2 separate regions of the Homo sapiens genome follow, and region 1 is linked to region 2. A link is a contact called in ENCODE Hi-C or POLR2A ChIA-PET data. All regions are on one chromosome and are shown on one strand. Each heading gives the region's core, a stretch centred on a gene start or an enhancer-like site at or near the end of the contact. The rest is flanking DNA. Distances are from core to core; before and after follow the strand shown.

Region 1 (6,628 bases), core at 1,420-3,919, 650 kb before region 2:
TGACAGCTAAACTAATAAAGAAAAATGACACTGCATCAGTACCTTTCCACACACTGCGTTCGGGACAGGGGAGGCTGACATCTTCGGTTATGAGCTTCTCGGGCAGCAAGTCTAGCTCCTGACAACTGAAAGAGAGTACAAAACCCATTGAATAAACTGTGAAATATCTATCATCCTAGAAGAACTGGCATCACATTCTGACATCAAGAAGTCAGAAATTCAACCAACTCAACAGGCATTCATTTCAGGAGAAAACAAAACAGCGAAAACTGGGAAAATTCTAGAGCAGCTTGAAGCAATATCCAGCATATTAAAGCACTGAGAGATTAACATATGTTCACTGTAGCATCATCCACAATAGCAAAAAGGTGGACACAAACCAAGTATTCACCTTAATGGGTCTGCAGAAGAGTGGTATATAATACTGTTTTACCATAAACCTAACAAAACTGAAAATTCTCTGGTCAAAGTTTTCAGAAACTTCAACTGGAGCCGAGTTCAAGAGGATACCAAGCTCATGACTATATCTCTAAGTGCCTTCATTGGTCATCTAATAGCTGTATAAGGGATGTTCAATGCAAATGTTCAAAAAAAGTGTTTTTTAACACTTTCTGGAATGATCATGATTTCTCTTTAGTGAGCAATCTGTATCTGCCAACGGTGCTATCGACTGAATGTTTGTGCCCCCTAAAATTCGTATGTTGAAGCCTTAACCCCAATGTGATGGTATTTAAATGAGGCGCCTTTGAGAGGTAATTACGTCAAGAGGGTAGAGCCCTCAGGAATGAGATTAGTGTCCTTCTAAGACAGACAGTGCTTGCTTCCTCTCTCTGGGAAATGAGGATATAAAGAAAGGATGACCCTCTGCAAATCAGGAAGAGGACAGGACCTACACCAGACACTAGATCTGCCAGCATCTTGATCCTGGACTTCCCAGTCTCCAGAACTGTAAGAAACAGATGTCTGTCGTTTAAGCCACACAGCCTATGGTACTTCTGTTACAGAAGCCCAAGCTAACACACAGAAGATCAGCCCCACCCAATATTACCACCTCAGAGAGTCTTATGGGGAAATAAGACTTTGAGACAGTAGTTTAAGATATCAGTAATCAGAGTAAACATGAACTCATTTTCTGAACCAACAAACATAGTATCTCCATCTCTCTTAAGAGATTTATCTTGTATGTTCAGACCGCATATTTTTATTGGTTTACACGTTCTCAACAAAATTGTCACACATACCAAAAATAAAAAATAAATATCCAAAAAGTTGATATACCTTTTCATCTTCCCACTGAAAAAAATTACAGTCTTTTCTATCTCTACAGGCTGAACAGGCATAAAACCTCCGAGTTTCTTCTTTCCCTTGGGTCACCTTTACAAACAGAAGAGTGGGTCCTAGTTCCAGAATAGAAAAAAAAAAAAAAAGTGTCAAGTAATGGTCATCTACGTCAAGTTCTTAGTTTTCGCTGCCCTTAAATAAAATTTGTTTGAGCTTTAGGCACAATTTATCATAATTAAATCCATCTCTTTGGTTGGTTGTTTTTTGTTTTGTTAGGGTTTTTTGTTTTGTTTTCTTGAGACAGGGTCTCCCTCTGTCGCCCAGGCTGAAGCGCACTGGCACAATCATGGCTCACTGAGATCCTGCTTCCTAGCCTCAAGCGATTCTCCCGCCTCAGCATCCCGAGTAGCTGGGACTACAGTTGCGTGTCCCCAGCTGTTTTTCTTTTTTTGTAGACGGAGTGTCATCATTTTTGCCCGGGCTAGTCTCAAACTCCTGGGCTCAAGCGATCAGCCCGCCTCGGCCCCCCAAGTGCTGGAACTACAGGTGCACGCCACCACGCCGGCTTCTCTGTGTTTAATGAATGTTTCTTTTCTCTCTGTTACAACATTCCGGCAGTGACTACTTATAAATAATTTTTGAAAACCGGTCTCTTCAGAAAGAAAATGCTATTGTCGGTACAGTTGCTGTCTACGTTGTGAATATTACAAACCTGAGACTAAAACAAGGAAGGGACTCAGAGAATTGAGGACTTTGACATCTCTTGCGCGGTTACCCTTGCAGTGAAAACCTGAGCTTTGAGCTGGAAACGCCCACTTTCTGTAAGTTAGAGAAAAACTGAGTCTAGTTCGCAGGCAAGAATTACACTGTTTTTCTCCCTAATTTTTTATTTTTGAAGGGAGAGCAAATCAACAAATGAAATCCCCAAGTACTTGTCAACGAGAACTATTCAATACCATGCATTCTTCTCTTTGCCTACTTTTCTGCCCCTTCCCCCCAAAAGAGATGAAATAGTCCTGGAGCCAAAACCACAAGAGTGGAGACTTGCTCTGAATGTTTCTCAAGTAAGTTGAAAAACACCGCGTTCCGAGGAAGGAGTATTTTCTAGGCAGCACACTGGTGAGGGAAAGAGGCGGGTAAAAATACAGGAGCCCCAAAAGCCACTTCCAAGCCAACTCACACCCTCAGCGCCCGGCAGTTAGGCTGAGCCCAGACTCTGACCCACCGTGAGGGCACAGCGGGGCGGGGACGGCAGGATCCAAAGGAAGCACCACCTCCATTCCCGAGCTTCCCCGGCACCCTGCGCTGCCCTCTGCCTCCACGGCTTCAAACCCATTCCTGGAGGCCGCCATCTTCCCGCCGCCGTCCCGAAAGCCTCAGTACGAAACAAGAATGCTGAGAAAGAGCGCCCCCGCGACCCAAAGCGACCCACAGCGCCCCCAGGCGCTTAGGAGGAGCTTGGGCGGGGGCTGCCGCGGCGGAGGCCACGCCCCGAAACGCAGTCCCCGCCCACCTGGGGGCTGCACCTAAGCGGCCCCTAGCGGTGGGGCTCGCAGGTCACTTGCGGGACCTGTGCCATGAGCTCAGCGCATGAAGCACCCTCCTTTCTTAAGAATATAGCCAGGAAGTGAGATGATTCGAACAAAGACTTGGTTGTATTGTAGGTCCAAAAGGCAGCATTACCACCTCTGCCAAATAGCTGAAATGGCTGCAGCAGCTGTGATTTAAGGATCATTCTTTGTTTTTCAAAGTCACAGTCACTGCATCATCCTCTGTAACTTTTGGACAATGCTGAAAGTTGCACATCATAGTTGCATACTCATTGACATTTATACATAAGAAAGAAAGAAAACCGTCCTGATTTGCAGATGACATGATTGTCCACATTTTAAAAATCCGAAAGAATCTATCAGGAAAACACCTCCGGTTTAAACTGAGTTCAGCAAGGTTGCAGGATATGAGATAAACACACAAACATCAACTGGATTTCTAAATACTAGCAATGATCACAAGAACACTAAAAAATAGAATACCACTTACAATCACTCAAATAAATGAAATAGGTGTAAATCTAACGAAATATGTACAGAGCTTTATGTATGCTAAAAACTCCAAAATGCTTGATTAAAAAAAATCAAGGCTGAGTGCAGTGGCTCACACCTGTAATCCCAGCACTTTGGGGGGCCAAGGAGGGAGGATTGCTTGAATCCAGGAGTTCGAAACCAGCCCGGGCAACAAAGCGAGACGACATCTCTAAAATAAATAAGCAATTTTTAAAGTTTTTTAAAAATCAAAGAATAGCCGGGCACGGTGGCTCACGCCTATAATCCCAGAATTTTGGGAGGCCAAGGCAGGTGGATCACAAGGTCAGGAGATCGAGACCATCCTGGCTAACACCGTGAAACCCCGTCTCTACTAAAAATACTAAAAATACAAAAACAAAAAAATTAGCCAGGCGTGGTGGCGGGCACCTGTAGTCCCAGCTACTCGGGAGGCTGAGGCAGGAGAATGGCGTGAACCCGGAAGGCGGAGCTTGCAGTGAGCCGAGATTGTGCCACTGCACTCCAGCCTGGGTGACAGAGTGAGACTCCGTCTTAAAAAAAAAAAAAAAAAATCAAAGAATAAACAAATGCAGAAACATACTGCATTCATAAATCAGAAGACTCAACATAGTAAAGATATCAGTTCTCCCCAGGTTTAATGCTTATACAGGTGTAGCACAATTGCTATGAAAATCCCAGCCAGATTCTTTTTGTACATTTAGACAATATTCTGAAATTTATATGGAAAGGCAAGGGAACTAAAATAGCTAAAACAATTTTGGAAAAAGAATAATGAAGTGGGAGGAATCAGCCTACTCAATTTCAAGTCTTATAGTGCAGTAATCAAGACGCAGCCACATGTCTATGGTTGTAGACGAAATAGTCTCTTATGTTATTTAAAGAACCATTGGGGCATGTGCCTAGTTAACTTCACACATTGAGTGCTATGGTTTATTACTGTAAAAACATGGCTGTTTTTCTTTCACATTTCATGTAATGGTTTTACTCAAATTCTCCATCTGCACCAGTAGCATCTGTATCTTTGATGTACCAGTGTCCCCTTTTTCAAGTTGTCCAGAACACTTTTTCAGTGTATATTATCTGCACATGTCTGGTCTTTTGAGATAGGAAACTTTCTACAGCTATGATGATGATACTCTCGGACACTATCTCAAGACCTAACTAGCTGGGCACACATTCTCAGGACCCCTTGAGACAGTGCCCTAGGCAGAATAAAAACTAAAAGACCTAACTACCTACTCACATGAACTCTAGCACTTTTATTTACAAATTTGTTTTAGATGTACAAATTTGTGATCTTAAAAGACTTGTTTATAAAATTTGCAAGTGAATTTGTAACTCGTAAAACCAGAGTTACTGAGTCTGTATTTCCTCTTTCTCTTTTAAATAATGCTGATTCTGTGAGGCAACCTCTCTAAGCAGCCAAAACCAGTACAGATGTGCAGCCTTTACAGATAAGCTTCCCCAAACAGTAAAAACACAACAAAGATTGATCCAAATAAGGTAAATGGGAGGGCACTGCAAAATGTGAGAGCTGCTGAAGGTTTCAAACATCAGGCCATTTTGTTTGCAGAGGGATAATTTTGGGGAGAAAAAAAACTCACCTTATTTTCAGATATATATATGGTAAATAGCCTGTGTTAAATATTTACTGATGGGATTATGAATATGACCAATAAGTTATACATGTTTCATTTAATTTCCTGATAGTGTCTTTAGTCTGCACAGGAAAATGCTTGAGTAGAAACATACTGAGAGATTCAGCAAGGTTCTGAAAGGAAGCCAGAGACAGAACTGAAAATAGGTCCCTTGAGGCCTAAGCACCAGGAGAGACCTAGATTACACTTATTGTCAGGCCTCTGAGCCCAGGCTAAGCCATCATATCCCCTACGCCCTGCACGTATACATCCAGATCGCCTGAAGCAACTGAAGATCCACAAAAGTGAAAATAGCCTTAACTGATGACATTCCACCATTGTGATGTGTTTCTGCCCCACCCTAACTGATCAATGTACTTTGTAATCTCCCCCACCCTTAAGAAGGTTCTTTGTAATTCTCCCCACCCTTGAGAAGGTACTTTGTGAGATCCACCCCCTGCCCGCAACACAGTGCTCCTAACTCCACCTCCTATCCCAAAACGTATAAGAACTAATAATAATCCACCACCCTTGGCTGACTCTCTTTTCGGACTCAGCCCGCCTGCACCCAGGTGAAATAAACAGCCTTGTTGTTCACATAAAGCCTGTTTGGTGATCTCTTCACATGGATGCATGAGACACTTATCACACAGAGCGTGGTCCCAGGCTGCTAAGATTGCTGGAACTCAGCTACTCTCCCAGCCGATTGTCTGGTCAAACTGGTGAGCTTTCTTTCTTTCTTTTTTTTAATTTTTTTTGAAACAGAGTCTCACTCTGTCGCCTAGTCTGGAGTGCAGTGGAGCAGTATTGGCTCACTGCAACCGCCACCTCCCAGGTTCAGGCAGTTCTCCTGCCTCAGCCTCCCAAGTAGCTGGGATTACAGGCACATGCCACCATGCCCAGTTAATTTTTTTTTTTTTTTTTTAGTGGAGATGGGCTTTTACCATGCTGGCCAGGCTGGTCTCGAACTCCTGACCTCGTGATCCACCCGCCTCGGCCTCCCAAAGTGCTGGGATTACAGGCGTGAGCCACCGCGCCTGGGCCAAACTGGTGAGCTTTCTCAGAGGGCTGGTTTGTCTCCTTCCTTGGCTTCATTAATGGAACAAATCAGTGTCTTTTGAAAACCTTCAATTCCCAAACCTCCTTCAGAGAAAATGGCTGAAGCCAGAGGAGAGTTCTGTAGTGGAGATCTGACCATCTTCTCTATCTTCTGGTAACAGGACCCCAGTTTTCCTTTGGGAAGCCAACCCTCCCGATTTTAGCCCATGTAGTGTGAGAAGTATAAAAAATGGCAGGGACTGGCTTGGATTTGGGCAGGTGGCTTGCAGCTTCTGCTGGGATGGCTGAGAAAGAAGGTGTCATGGTTACATGTTTTAATCTCAGTGGCATTCAAGATGTTGATTCCTCATGTGTCCGAGGGGTTCAGCTCTCCAGTGTTGCCTGGGCTGAGTCACACGTCTAGTGGTTGGCTCATCCGGGATCATCTTAACCCATTTATGCCTGAAGTTGCAATTTTTTGAATTTTTGCAATCAGACCTTGGCGGTGACCTTGAGCATTAGGATATAAATAACTCCCACATGCTTAGCATTCCAATAATGGAACACTAGGCATAAATGCGTTGGGGCCGGGATAACTCAGCTGTGCTC
Region 2 (6,541 bases), core at 3,749-6,248:
ATCCCACGGGAATCACAGCTTGAAGCAGAGGCATGCAACTGAGCCCAACTGGGATCACCCATACCACAGTCATCCTACAGAACCATAAGCATGAGAGTAAATTCTGGTTGTAAGCCACTGAGTTTCTACGTGGATTGTCAAGCAGCATTATGTGGCAATAGAGGATTGACTCCATATTATTCACATTATTAGCAATGCCTGGTCCAAAGTCAGGCATGAGCTGTAATAATGGCTCTTTCTCTATAGCTACACAGCTTTGGGCAAGTTAGCTAAACTTTTGAGCCTCAGTTTCTTAAACTATATATAAAAAAGTAATAATAGCATGACTTTCAGCACTGTTGTCAGGATTAAATGTGATCATCTATATAAAATGCTTAGCATAGCCTCTGGCCCAGAGTAAAGATTCTATAAATCAGAGATCACAAATTGGAAGTGTGTCTTCAAAAAATTCAATTAATTGTCTCTATTGGGATCAATTACCAACTGCCAACTGGGAAATTCTGTATTTTAAAAAATCCAGATTTATATCTTCTCTTGAAAAATCAGAAAATCTTGTGACACCGAGCCAGCATTCCTATACAGCAACAATGGATAGAGCCGGGGGTAGCATATCACTGTGTGTAGAGTAGAAAACCTGACCACAGGGGCTTAAATAAGTAAGGGGTTAATTTTCTTCTTGCAGCTAGATGTCCAGGGCTGGCAGTGAGGCTGAGCAATGCCAGCAGGGACCTAGGCTCCTCAGCCTTGCTGCTCTGCTGTCTTTAAGCATGAAGTGTTTGGTCCTCATGATCTCAAGATGGCTCCTGCACAGCAAGCTATGGCATCTGTGTTTCAGGCAGGAAAAGGAGGAGGGAATGGCAAAGGAGCAAAGGACAAAATCTCTCCTAGCAAGACTTTGCTTTTTTATACAAGAAAGGAAGACTTTCCAGGGACTTCCACTTATGTCTTACAGGTTAGAAGTGAGGCAGCCTGGGCAACATGGTGAAACCCCTTCTCTACAAAAAATTAAAAAATTAGCCAGGCCTGGTGACATGCACCTGTAATCTCACTCAGGAGGCTGAGGTGGAAGGATCGTTTGAGCTTGGGAGGCAGAGGTTGCAGTGAGCTGAGGTCGCACCACTGCACTCCAGCCTAGGAAACATAGCGAGACCTGGACACACACACACACACACACACACACACACACACACACAAAAGAAATAAGGGAGGGAGGAGGGAGAGCATCAGGAAAAATAGCTAATGCATACTGGGCTTAGTACTTAGGTGATGGGTGGATAGTTGCAGCAAACCACCATGGCACATGTTTACCTATGCAATAAACCTGCACATCCTTCACATGTGCCCCAGAACGCAATAAAATAATAAAATAAAATAAAATAAAATGAAACAAAATAAAATAAAATAAAATAAGGAAAGAAAAAACAGGAGAACAAAAAAGAAAGAAGGAGTTAGAAAGATGTTGAGTAACTCAAGCTAGAGTCTCTCAGTTTAGCAACTCTCCCAAGCCATTTACCTTCCCTCCATGGCCCCTGAGTTTGCCTGTGTTTGCAGCTCCTGCCATATGTGGTATCTGTTTTGATTACTCTCAGCTGAATCGGGCACAGTTTTGGAGTGCACTCTTCAGTCTCCCTTCTGGCTTAGCCCTTCTAAGCTCATGACAGAACTGAATGTCCAAGGTCCCCCACACCCCAGCTACTTTGCCACATTCTTTGCCTTTAGCCTCTCGTCTAGGGCAGGGGCAATAGACAGTGTGCTCAAAGAAGAAATGGGAAGTTTCTGGGCCACCTCTTAAAGATAGCTTTGAGCATACTAGCCATATTCTTGATGCAGCCTTGGCTAAAACTGAGAAAATACTTTTCCCTTCCACTCTCTTTGTCCTGTTTTTTTCCTTTAGATGGACATTGATAGTTTCATGCCATTTTTCAAGGCAGGCGACTGAAGTTCCAGGAGGTGACCTCTATTTACTACAATAAAATTAGTGATTTATAGAAAGTCAGAATTCTGCAATTCCCCAAACTCCCCTTTTATCCCTAACTACTGTGTCAACAAAGCACCCAGCATCCAGCCTGGTTCAAAGGTCTGAACTGTGTAGCAAAATAAATCATTTTAAAAATCCCAATAGTAGTGTATGGTGTGAGCATTCTTAACTTGAATTGAGTAAGGAGGAAGAGAGCAGATGCAGCCAACCTTGGCTGTGGTTTATTACTCAAGTTGATGTGGGGCAGAGAAGATTGGATATTTAATGTCAATGATACCGTGAGAGGGGGTGAAAAATTCCAAGTTCCACTAGAAAATAACAAGGTAAAATTTAGGTCCCATAAGCCCTAGCCTATTTTTTCTTTCCTCCCCCTCCCCGACTGTCACTCTCCCAGTTTTTTAACCTTCTTCCTTTCCTCTCTTCCTCCCTCCCTGCCTGCTGGTCTATTTCTGAGTCCACTGTTGAAGGCCTAGCAAATTTTTTAGTAGGGCCCTAATTTAAGTTCCTCATTGACATTCTAATATATGCAGAATGCCGATCCCAAACTCACTTATTCAAATGCACTGGATGTTGTGCTTTACATCACAATGTTCAAACCTAAATCTCTGGAGTGCACAGAGCTGCCCAGGGTCTGTGTGTGTGGGGGCGGGGGGGGGGGGGCGGGGAGGTGGGGTTTGCCTTGTTTTGACAAATTTGTGCATTAAAGGTGGTCACTGCTCCAGGCAGCTCAGGAATCCTGGAGAGGAAAGTCCTGTCCACGAGATAGGGGAGTAAGCTTGACGAGTCTGGCTGTTCAGTTACATCAGCTCACTGCAGTTTAGCAAATTAGTTTTGAGCTCCTATTACATTTAGGCGCAGTGCTTGGTGCTGGGGATACAAAGACTCACAAGGTATCATCCTCCCCTCAAGAACTCACCACCTAGAGGTGGGGATGGACCCCAAATAAATGATATGCCCTTCCAGAGGAGCTCTACATCTCCTAAGACCTGTGCTCCTTGAACTTTAATGTGCACACAAATTCCCTGTGGTTCCAGTGAAATGTCAGTTTAGATTCATTAGGTGAGGGTGGGCTCTGAGATTCTGCAGGTCTGATGAGCTCCTGGGTGATGCCCAGGCTGCTGGCCAGGGGCCACACTTTGCCCATTCTAAGGTTGGGTGTCCGCTGTGAAGAGGCAGCCTAGAGGGCTGCTGAGTAAGAAAAGCCCCAGGGGCCAGGCATGGTGGCTCACACCTGTAATCCCAGCACTTTGGAAGGCCAAGGCGGGCAGATCACTTGAGGTCAGGAGTTCAAGACCAGCCTGACCAACATGGTGGAACCCTGTCTCTACTAAAAATACAAAAATTAGCCGGGCATGGTGGCGCATGCCTGTAATCTCAGCTACTCAGGAGGCTGAGGCAGGATTCAACCACTCGAACCTGGGAGGCGGAGGCTGCAGTGAGCTGAGATTGCTGTACTCCAGCCTGGGCAGCAGAGCCAGACTCGGTCTCCAGAAAAAGAAAGAAAAAAAAAAGCCCCAAGGAGCAAGTAGAGGCTGTGTCTTCAGAAGCTTGTGCACTTAAGAAGCATGTGCCTCCACTCAGAGTAAGGAGTGCAAACTCCTTTTCCAGGCTTTACCCATCTTCGTAAGGCCACCTGTCTCAGTGTCTGTGGCGTGTGAACCAGAGCAACTCCATCTTGAATAGGAGCTGGGTAAAATGAGGCTAAGGCCTACTGGGCTGCATTCCCAGATGGTTAAGGGATTCTAAGTTACGGGATGAGACAGGAGATACAAGACACAGGTCATAAAGACCTTGGTAATAAAACAAGTTGCAGTAAGAAACCACTGAAAACCCATCAAAACCAAGATGGTCATGAGAGTGACCGCTGGTCATCCTCACTACTACACTTCCACCAGCGCCATGACAGTTTATGGATGCCATGGCAATGTCAGGAACTTACCCTATATAGTCTAGAAAGGGGAGGCATGAATAATCCACTCATTGTTTAGCATATGATGGAAAAATAACCATAAAAATAGACAACCAGCAGCCCTCTGGGTGTTCTGTCTATAAAGCAGCCATTATTTTATTCCTTTATTTTCTTAATAAACTTGCTTTCACTTTTTTGTATGGCTCACCCTGAATTCTTTCTTGCACAAGATCCAAGAACCCTCTTTTAGGGTCTGGATCGGAACCCCTTTCCTGTAACAATGGCGTTGCCATAAACCAAAGGAGCATTTTTCGGCTGTAGCCTGAGTGATTTGACTGTTTCCGGAGGCAAATATTTGAAAATGAAACAGCAAACCAGTGCCTAGGGTTAGGGGAGAGTCAGTGCATTCTAATTATTAGGTCACCCTTCATTTCTCTTTTCTGTCTTCATTGGAAAAAGAAGGCCAGGTGCAGTGGCTCACGCCTATAATCCTACCACTTTGGGAGACCAAGGTCGGAAGATCACTTGAGCCCAGGAATTTGAAACCAACCTGGGCAGTACAGTGAGACCTTGTTTTACTTAAAAGAGAGAGAGAAAGAGAAAGGAAAAAGGAGTTTTTTTAGTGCCCTGCATATTCTGGAAGTCTCCATGGAGGCTCTTTTCTCCCTTGCTCCTTGTCTCTTAAAGGTTACTGTAGATGCTAGAGCCTGTTTTGTCCTTCTGAATCTCTATTTAGAAAACTTTTCCTTCTCATTTCTTGTAAAGGATCGTGTCAGGGACCCACCATGTGGAAAATCTTTGGAAGATCAATGAGTTCCCAGTCCACAAAGCTCCAAATGTGTGCTATTGTATCAGCTATCTATTGCCATAGCTGAGGCTGTATAACAAACAAGACCTCATAAGCAGTATACTTATTGCTCATGCATCTGGTGGTGGTCAGCTTGCAAATTCTGCTGGTTTCACTCACATATCTGAAGGTCATCCAGTTGTCAGAAGATCTAGGCTGGTCCTGGCTAGTCAACTGGAGAGACTGGGGCGCTGCTCTGGGTACTGTCTTCCAGCAGGCTCTCCCAGGCATGTTTTCACAGCAATGGTGGAGGCTCAGGAGTGCAAGCAGACACGTAGTGCTTTTTTCCAAGCTTACACTTGCATTATGTCTGCTAAAATCCCATTTGTCAAAGAAAGTCACATGGCTTGGCAGAGTCAGAGTTGGGAGTGTACTGCAAAGTTACTTCAGTAAAGGGCATGGATATGGGGAGGAGAGAAAAACTAGAGCCATGAATGCAATCCATCTACCACATCTTTCACATGCAACAGTGTAACTTTACACTTGTAGTTAAGCTGATCCAAGCAATATCTTTGCATACAGCAAACAGCTACCCTTCTCTGCTCCCAGAAAGACAACAGCTGCAGAAAGTCAAGAGCAAACAAAGGCATCTGAGAGGAGGGAGAGCAACAGTATTTACTGACAATGCTCTATTCATAATCCACATTTAATTCAAACTCAAAAGGATGCATTTACAATCTGCCAGGTTTTAACAGCCCCACCCTTTAAGTGGCATCTATGCAGCAGTAGAAATAGTAAGCTTTCTGCCTCCTTCAAAAGCAAGGGCCTGAGCTCACAAGGTAAACAAAGGGTAATGAAACAGCAAATGGCAGAGTGTCAAGTTGTTGGAAGGTGTCTAGCGGAATGCCATGGGGACACGGTTTCATTCTGGTCTCATTTAACATCCTCATTAATGATCTGGAAGAGGGAGTAAACAGCACCTTAATTATAATCACAAGTGATGCTAAATTAGGATTTCTTGCCTGCATCAAAAGAAGGGACTCTGAAAGGACCAAGTGGGAGATGGAATTCCAGCTTAAGAAAGGGAACTAGCACCAAGGAAAAACTATCACAGCATGGCTGGGCGCAGGAGCTCACACCTGTAATCCCAGCACTTTGGGAGGCCAAAGCAGGTGGATCAATTGAGGTCAGGAGTTTGAGACCAGCCTGGCCAACACAGTGAAAACCTGTCTCTACCAAAAAATACAAAAATTAGCTGGACATAGTGGCGCATGCCTGCAGTCCCAGCTACTTGGGAGGTTGAGGTGGGAGGATCACTTTAGCCTGGGAGGTGGAGATTGCAGTGAACCGAGATTGTGTGCCACTGCACTCCAGCCTGGGCGACAGAATGAGACCCTGAAAAAAAATAAAGAGAGAGAGAGAAAGAAAGAAGGAAAGAAAGAAAGAAAGAAAAAAGGAAAGAAAGAAAGGAAGGAAGGAAGGAAAAAAGAAAGAAAGAAAGAGAAAGAAAGAAAGAAAGAAAGAAAGAAAGAAAGAAAGAAAGAGAAAGAAAGAAAGAAAGAAAAAGAGAAAAAGAAAAAGGGAGACAGAAAGAGAAAAATATCACAGCACATGCAGCAAAGGAAAAAGTCACTTGTAAGCAATGAGGCCAAAGGGCAAGGAAGCTGCCTGAAATTCTTTCTGGGAAAACCCAGGGTATTTGCAAATAAACCTTTTGGTTTCAACCTTGTTTTCCCTTGGAAAAACCTTGTTTTTAAGGGAAAAGTTTACAGCAAGCAGGTGGTATCAAGAAGTTACAGGTAGACATTCAGCCGGCTGTTCGGGGTGACGAACTTTCCATTCCAGAACCATAGCCCAATTTGTCTGT

What was found. Hi-C counts contacts between places; a loop is a spot of excess contacts on that map. ChIA-PET counts read pairs that join two places held with the same protein, here RNA polymerase II (POLR2A). Pooled maps may share reads with other maps.
Region 1: a pooled map shows a loop between it and region 2 (4-fold over the local background). The contact joins the promoter of ZCCHC4 here to the promoter of LINC02473 in region 2. A Hi-C loop is called at or near these places in 1 of 50 pooled maps. POLR2A ChIA-PET finds 5 or more read pairs at or near these places in 3 of 52 experiments (WTC11 and activated CD4-positive, alpha-beta T cell).

Annotation. Positions count from the first base shown.
Region 1 is chr4:25,308,815-25,315,442 of GRCh38, reverse strand. ZCCHC4 (zinc finger CCHC-type containing 4) reads right to left here and starts at 2,669. Exons shown (of 13, transcript NM_024936.3): 1 at 2,507-2,669; 2 at 1,279-1,397; 3 at 43-125. The coding sequence starts at 2,633. RefSeq lists enhancers at 2,551-2,610, 2,139-3,015, 4,603-4,742, 5,363-5,422 and silencers at 2,609-2,813, 2,821-2,890.
Region 2 is chr4:24,658,357-24,664,897 of GRCh38, reverse strand. LINC02473 (long intergenic non-protein coding RNA 2473) reads right to left here and starts at 4,998. Exons shown (of 2, transcript NR_183976.1): 1 at 4,855-4,998. It also overlaps the pseudogene ATP5MGP3. RefSeq lists an enhancer at 6,343-6,541.